Linked DNA regions of Homo sapiens: region 2 is linked to region 1. Evidence: read pairs that join two places in POLR2A ChIA-PET (ENCODE). Cell type or tissue: A673. All regions are shown on one strand. Region 1 overlaps SLC1A1 (solute carrier family 1 member 1). Region 2 overlaps CDC37L1 (cell division cycle 37 like 1, HSP90 cochaperone).

Region 1 (4,000 bases):
CCATGGGCTAGTTACAGCATACAGATTTCTTGCTATGGCTGGCATAAAGGATACATAAACATTCCTTTATGTTTAAACGAATGAGGAGGCAGGGGTCATGTCATGAAAGGTTTTGTACGAAGAGCTTGTGGAAAGCTCTTAGATGCTTTGTCATATTATGGACAGATTTGCATTTTATGTATTTATTTATTTTTTGAGATGGAGTTTTGCTCTGTCGCCCAGGCTGGAGTGCAGTGGCACAATCTCGGCTCACCACAACCTCCGCCTCCAGGGTTCAAGCAATTCTCCTGCCTCAGCCTCCTGAGTAGCTGGGACTACAGGCGTGCACCACCACACCTGGCTAATTTTTGAATTTTTAGTAGAGATGGGTTTCACCATGTTGGCCAGGCTGGTCTTGAACTCCTGACCTCAGGTGATTTGCCCACCTCAGACTCCCAAAGTGCCGGGATTATAGGTGTGAGCCACCACGCCCGGCAGATTTGCATTTTACAAAGATAAGCAGCAATATGGAAGATATATTGGATGGGAGCAGGGACCAAATCTAGGAAACCAGTTAGGAGACCACTGCAGAAGTCCAGGCAGGGTATTAGAAGGCACTGACACTGAGGTTGGAGAAGAGCTAATGAATTGAAGAAGCATCAGCTGGATTCAGGGTGAAAGGCGAGGGAATGCCAGGATGACTCCCAGGATTGGCAGATGATTCTAAATTGGTGGGTGGGGCTTACCAGAACAGGAACGAGTGTAAGAGAAGCACATATAGGTGGGAAAGATAAATAGTAAATACTTTTTGACAGATTGAATTTGAAATGCCTTTAAGACTTCCAGTTGCACATATGCAATGAGAAATATAGGTCTGGCTGCAGATACAGACATCAGGAACATGGGCTTAATAATGGTCTTCAAATGTGTAAGTCACAAGTTATTGCTTGTATTGGAATCGCGGCTACATCATGATTAGCTGTGATCTTGGGCAAGTGACTTGAATTTTTAAACTTCTGTTTTCTCATCTGTAAAATGAATAATAGTACCTACAACTTATTCAAGTAGTGGCAATTAAGTAATATGCATATAAAATGTTTATAACTGTGCCTATGTAGTGAGTACTCAGTGAATGTTGAAAATGGATGACATGACGTAGGGAGAGTTTGCAGAGAAGAGAAGGAGATTAAGGACTGAGGCTTGGAAAAATCCTAATACTAGAAGCAGGTAGAGAAGGGAAAACCCAAGAGGGAGAGGGAGAAGGACAGAGAGATGGGAGGGAAGCCAGTAAACCTTGGTATCATGGAAACCCAGAAAAGAGAGATTTTCAAGGGTGAAATGGTCCACAGAGTCAGAAGCTGCAGAGAATTCTAGTGAAATGAGGATAGACATTGTCTGCCCAAGTAGATGGTAGAACTGTCATTAGTGGATTTTGCCAGATTTGTTTCTCTAGGACAGCACTATTCAATATGGTAACCACTAGCCATGTGGCCCACTGAATTGGATAGCACAGACACAGAATAGTTTCATCATTGCAGAAAGTTCTTTTGGACAGCACTATGTTAGAGTGATAGGCTGGGATTAGAGTTAACCTGAAGACTTTTGTTCAGTTTAGAATGGAAGTTTAAGACTAAACTGGTCCCTAGGCCTGCTCAAGGTTGAATCTGAACTTTTTAGAGTTAATTCATTCTTGTGTCCCAGCCTAAACATAAATTCTAGGGATAAAATCAGAGTTTGTTAACTAACAATGTTCTAATACAATGCATTTTTTAAATCCTCCCCAACCCTAAATCGCAAAGTATTTCTGTTGGCTGAAGACAAGTGCAAAATACACCATTTGGCACACCAGCTGGGGAACTATCCCAATGCTGTGTAATCTATAAAAAGTGTTAGCGGCTAAAGAAGCCTGTGCCAAAGAGATTGAGCAAAGTCCTGTAATTATAACAGCAGAGGGTATGTCAAAATTGAAACCTTGAATCATGCCTGAAAAAGTTTCTGCTCCACAACCACCCCTGTGCTTCCAACAGTTGTTACTTTTACATTTCCAAGGGTTTTTTCCCACTTCCCTCACCCTGGGCTGTGGAACCCAGTCTTCACTGAACTGATTTCCAAGGAGTGGTTTATGAAGTGCCTATTCTTTTGTGTATTTGACACTTTGTGATGAAATCCCTCCCTCTTTTTTGGTTGTAAGTTTTCTAGATCTTTCTAATCATTTTTTTAATCTCACTGCCAGAGGAATGAACTCTGGGCCTAGAAGCTAAATAGTCAATTCTCATTAAAGCCTCTCCGGCTACCTCTGGTATATTCTTAAATCAGATTTGCTGAAAACTACTGGCCCAGAGCCAATAACAACTGTGAGGCCCAAAGTAATCATTGGCTTAAAATTAAAAATCCTCACTGGCTCTACATGGAAAATAATAAAAGTTGGTTTTGCTTGACAGTTACCATTATAGTTCATGTGACTAATGGTTAAAGAGATTTTTAGACCCAAAGTATATTTCTGTGGACTGGACATCAAAGAAACATAGGTACCATCTACCCAAAACATACCCTTTTGTGGCTTTATCATAATACTCAAAGGTTACAACGGATTGAAAATTGTGTGAGAATATGTGTCAAAATGGAAAAAAAAAGGATAAATTGTCTTATAAAAATAATTAGGGCCGGAAGCGATGGCTCAGACCTGTAATCCCAGCACTTTGGGAGACCTAAGTGGGTGAATCACTTGAGTCCAGGAGTTCGAGACAAGCCTGGGCAAAATGGCAAAACCCCATGTTTACCAAAAATATTCTAAAAAAGAAAAATTAGCCAGGCATGGTGGCATGTGCCTGTAGTCCCAGCTACTCAGGAGGCTGAAGTGGGCAGACTGCTTGAGCCCAGGAGGCAGAGGTTGCAGTGAACTGAGATGGCGCCACTGCACTCTAGCCTAGGCAACAGAGTGAGATTCCATCTCAAAGAAAAGAAAGAAAGAAAGAAAGAGAGAAAAGAAAAAGAAAGAAAGAAAAGTAAAGCTAATTATACAGCAGGGCGCAGAGGCTCACACCTGTAATATCAGCACTTTAAGAGGCCAAGGCGGGCGGATCACTTTAGCCCAGGAGTTTGAGACCAGCCTGAGCAACAAGGCGAGGCCCCGTCTCTACAAAAAATACAAAAATTAGCCAGGTGTTATGGAGTGCATCTGTGGTCTCAGCTACTCAGGAGGCTGAGGCAAGAAGATCGCTTGAGCCCAATAGGTGGAGGCTGCAGTGAGCTGTGATCATGCCACTGAACTCCAGCCTGGGCAACAGAGTGAGACCTTGTCTCTGGAAAAAAAAAAAATATATATGTGTGTGTGTGTGTGTGTGTGTGTGTGTGTGTGTGTGTGTGTGTGTGTGTATAAGGAATAAAGAAGAAAGACAATTGTAGGATTTGGGGCCTAGAAAGAGCTGAGAGAAAAAAAAAGTAGCAGTAGTAATAGTAGTAGTAGTAGTTGTTGTAATAGTTGTTGTTTTGGTTGCTGCAGTAGCAGTAGTAATAATACCAGTGGCAGCAGCGACAGCAGCAATAGAGGAAGCATTAGCAGCAACTGCTGTTGTTGCAGAAGTAGCAGCAGAAATGGCACGTTTTTAATCTTTTTGTTTGTTTTTTGTTTTATTTTACTTTAAGCTCTGGGATACGTGTGCAGAACATGCAGGTTTGTTACATAGGTATACGTGTGGAAATGGCATGTTTTTAAGCATCTACTATACAAGTGCTATCCCAGATGCCTTACGTGTATTAACCTCATTTAATCTTCCCAGCAGCTTGCAGTAGACATACTGTCCCCATCTTACAGGCAAGGAATTGAGATTCAGAGAAGTAACTTGCCTGAAGAAATGCCATCAGTAAAATGGTAGAGCCCAAAGTACATCACCCAGGTGTGTCTGACACTAAAACCTGTGTTCCCTCCAAGTCACAAGCCATCCTTCAACCTGTTTAGAGAGCCAAGTCCAATGGCCGGTCCTAAAACTAGGACCTCAGTGTGAGGAAAGAACTTTGTACC
Region 2 (4,000 bases), 110 kb after region 1:
ACAAACCAGTTGTGCGTATTTGGTAGCAAAGCAGCAGAATCCCATAAACAGTGTTCAATTTTGACAGTTTATGAAAGGTGCTTGAAAAGTTTATGAAAGTCAAAAAGTCTCAAAGCTCTTGCTGTAGAGCTGCAGACTCCAGGCAGTTAAGTGACCAGACTGAAATACATATTTATATAAATGTACTGCTGAACAAATATTACATATATTAAAAAACATTCACAAGAATTTGATATAAGGATGGGAAAATATATCAGTTATGAAATATTTTCCTCCACATATATTTTGTACCCCCTACACTGATTATCACTACTTTAGAGTTCCTTTAATGCAACTACCTTCTTTTTATAAATGAAGAAACTAAGTGGAAAAATAAGTAGAGTGACTTGATAACTTAGTGGTGGGTTAAATGTGAGAAATTCCTGACTCTGGGATTGAGAGATAAGATAAAGAGAAGTGTTGAATATCCTTTATTAAGTGCCTTTAAGAATGAAGGCTTAGACTTTTAAAATCTCATGTTTTTCAAACTTCAGGGTTTTATACCTCAGTTTTCCATTTGAAAACTAGAGTTTTTAGCGATTGATTTTCAAATGCATGAAAAGGGGAGAAAAGGCAAAACTTCATGAACTAGTATTTTAAATGTGGAATAAAATGATATTTATTGAAAAATAGGCCAGGCTTAGTTGTCCACACCTGTAATCCCAGCGCTTTGGGAGGCCAAGGCAGGCAGATCACTTAAGTCCAGGAGTTCAAAACCAGTTTGGTTGACATGATGAAACCCTGTCTCTATAAAAAATACGAAAATTAGCTGAGTATGATGGCATGTGCCTGTATTGCCTTAGTCCCAGCTACTTCGGAGGCTGAGGCTTGAGGATTACTTGAACCCAGGAGGTAGAGGTTGCAGTGAACCGAGATCGTGCCACTACACTCCAGCCTGGGCAACAGTGAAACACATCTCAAACTTCTTAATTGTCCTCTTGGCATCTGCTTTCACCCACTCTCATGAACTTTTTTAATTGCCTTTCCCTGGACCAGCTCTAGTTCTGCTACAGCAGTCAGTAACACACACAGATAAGTGTACATCGCCACTAGCCCTATCAGTACTTTAACAGTGAGTCATATCTTTCTCGACTTTCTCTGTGCCTGTACTAATTTATATATACTTTTTCTCCCCCTCCACAATGGGATCATTCTTTATCTGAGTCATTTGCTATATCTGTATATATTGTTTTAAGGGGTGCATCTTGTGTTATTTTCTGTTCTGCATTTATATCCCAAAACTATTGAAAATAATTTTTTTTCTTCCAGAAGGAATGTTCAAAGTAATATTTCTTGTTTTGTAAAGTTAATGTCTCTTCTTTAACACAGTGGTCACAAAGAAAATATTTTCATTTTGTCTCTGCTTTTAATTATTTCTTTAAACTTAGGTTCTAAGGTTCTAAGACAGCCTACATTTATCTCACAAATTAATTAGGACTATCTTTATGTTCCAGTCATTTGCTCAAAATCCTACACTGGTTTTGTCTGGGAGCTTGAGACTTGAGAGGACTGGTCTAGATCTGCACTATCCAACTTGATAGCCACTAGCCACATGTGCTATTGAGTGCTTGAAATGTGGCTAGTCCGAATTGAGATGTGCTGTAAGTGTAAAATACACACCAGATTCCAATGATGTAGTGCCAAAAAAAGTAAAATATTAATAATTGTTTTGTATTGCTTACATGTTGAAATGATAATAGGCTGGATATGTTAAGATAAATAAAATAATTTATTAATGTCATCTGTTTCTTTTTGCTTTTTAACGTGGCTAATAGAAAACTTTAAATTACATTTGTGACTTGGATTGTATTTCTATTGGACAGTGCTGGTCTAGATGTCAGACTGCATGAAGAAAAAATCTTTTATTTTGAAATATGTAAACTTTTGAGTGCTTCCTGATTATAAACTGGCAGTGATCTAGTTTGCAATTTTTATTTTTGGCAGTGATGATAACGGGGTATAAATATGATCACAGAATGTTCTAAGAAACTTCTGCCAGTTTTTCTAGCTAGATACAAACTTTATTCTTGGTATATTTTATGACTTATTTAACTGAAAATAAGTACTTCCTTAATAGAAATTTGTACTTGACTTTAAAAATCAAACTGTTTGGTCTCTTCTAAGAAGTTTATTAGAAATGCAACAAAGGGCCAGGCACAGTGGCTCATGCCTATAATCCCAGCACGTTGGAAGGCCAAGGTGAAGGGATTGCTTGAACCCACGAGTTCAAGACCAGCCTGGGCAACATAGCAAGACCACGTCTCTACAAAAAATTTAAAAATTAGCTGGGTATGGTGGCTCACACCTGTAGTCCCAGCTACTCTGGAGGCTAAGGTGGGAGGATCACTTGACCCCAAGAGGTTGAGGCTGCAGTGAGCTATGATTGTGCCACTGTACTCCAGCCTGGGTGACAGAGCAAGACCCCATCTCAAAAAAAAAAAAAAAAAAAAAAAGACACGCAACAACAACAGTCTATTTCTTGTTTATGTCTTAATAAAGAATTTACGGTAAATATCATTTATTCTCTATGTGCTTTGAATTTCTGAGTTTATTTCCAGCAAGAACTCGAAAGATTAGGCAAGAGTTGCAAATATTTATAGGAATTAAATAATGCACAAGTAAACTATGCATATAAAATATAAAGGATGTTTCTATACCTGCTTTTAATTGGGAAATTCAGCTTACCAAAAAGGTTAATTCAGTTGTTTTTCTGTATGATTTCTAAGATGAACCTATATCCACACATATATCGTATGTATTTTTTTGTGAGATGGAGTCTTGTTCTGTCGCCTGGGCTGGAGTGCAGTGGCATGATCTCAGCTCACTACAACCTCTGCCTCCTGGGTTCACGCAAGATTCTCCTGCCTCAGCCTCCCGAGTAGCCGGGATTACAGGCATCCACCACCATGCCCAGCTATTTTTTGTATTTTTAGTAGAGACGGGGTTTCACTATGTTGGCCAGGCTGGTCTTGAACTCCTGACCTCGTGATCCACCCGCCTCGGCCTCCCAAAGTGCTGGGATTACAGGCGTGAGCCACCACACCCGGCCTCATACATCATTTTAAACAAAATTAATAAGACTCCCATACAAGAAAATTTTAATTTTTAAAAATAGTTTACCAGATGAATTTAATCATGTAATATCAGTATGATACTATACCACATATATTGTCTATAGGAAGAATTGCTAGATATTCAGTATCTGAGAAAGAAGATTCAATTAGAATTTAAAATCTGATTTAAATTTCTAAAATTTTTTCTTAGAGTTTTATTAATCAAGATAAAAGAAAAGACACAGAAGATGAAGATAAATCAGAATCATTTATGCAAAAATATGAGCAAAAAATCAGACATTTTGGTAAGTCTACTACTTGGATTTCCTTCTTTGTAATGTTTGGTATCATATGTACATGTGCAAAAAATGGATTTATAAAAAGAGAGCCAAAAAGAAAAGTGGCAAACTCCAATTTTGTAGCTTCTGGCACAGCTGTATAGATCTTGTTTTAGAATTTTTTTTTTTTTTGGTTATAAATAAAATTAATTGACAGAGCAAACCAAATGGTAAAGAGAAGCAAAAGTATTATTATATAGTGTACTACCTTTAAGACAACTTTATGTATTCCATAGCCTCTTTCCATTTCCTAAGTAGTCTTTGCTTTTTTCTTTTTCCTCTTTGCTTCCTTGGAATCTGATTATCTTATGTTTTAAAGATTATTCATTTTTTTTCAGGTTTTGGATATGATGCTTTATAATTCAGGCAGATCCTTGAACTGTTACTCAGATAAATATAGTAATAGAAATGTATATATAAAGAACTGAAAAATAGGTTTTTTCTATTGGGGAAAAAGGGTAAGAGGGGGGTTGATACAAGTGAAGGCTTCCCAGAGGAGCCAGCATCTGAGCTTGATTTCAAGGAACAGATAGGAGTTTTTCATGTATAAGGGAGGCAAGCCAACAGCAA

The links. Peaks named below come from ENCODE experiments on the same cell type or tissue, not always from the same donor. Only the 100,000 strongest peaks of a DNase experiment are listed, where the experiment ranks them.
Region 2: POLR2A ChIA-PET joins it to region 1 with 7 read pairs; 3 of 35 experiments call an interaction of 5 or more read pairs at or near these places.

Annotation. Positions count from the first base shown.
Region 1 is chr9:4,577,299-4,581,298 of GRCh38, forward strand. The region is part of intron 10 of SLC1A1 (solute carrier family 1 member 1); the gene reads left to right. Among named protein-coding and RNA genes, the nearest start is that of PLPP6, 83 kb to the right of the region's middle. In A673, no CTCF peak of the experiment used is centred here; no DNase peak of the experiment used is centred here.
Region 2 is chr9:4,685,210-4,689,209 of GRCh38, forward strand. It overlaps CDC37L1 (cell division cycle 37 like 1, HSP90 cochaperone), which reads left to right. Exons shown (of 7, transcript NM_017913.4): 3 at 3,304-3,397. Among named protein-coding and RNA genes, the nearest start is that of CDC37L1, 7.6 kb to the left of the region's middle. In A673, no CTCF peak of the experiment used is centred here; no DNase peak of the experiment used is centred here; H3K27ac peaks cover 1,393 bases.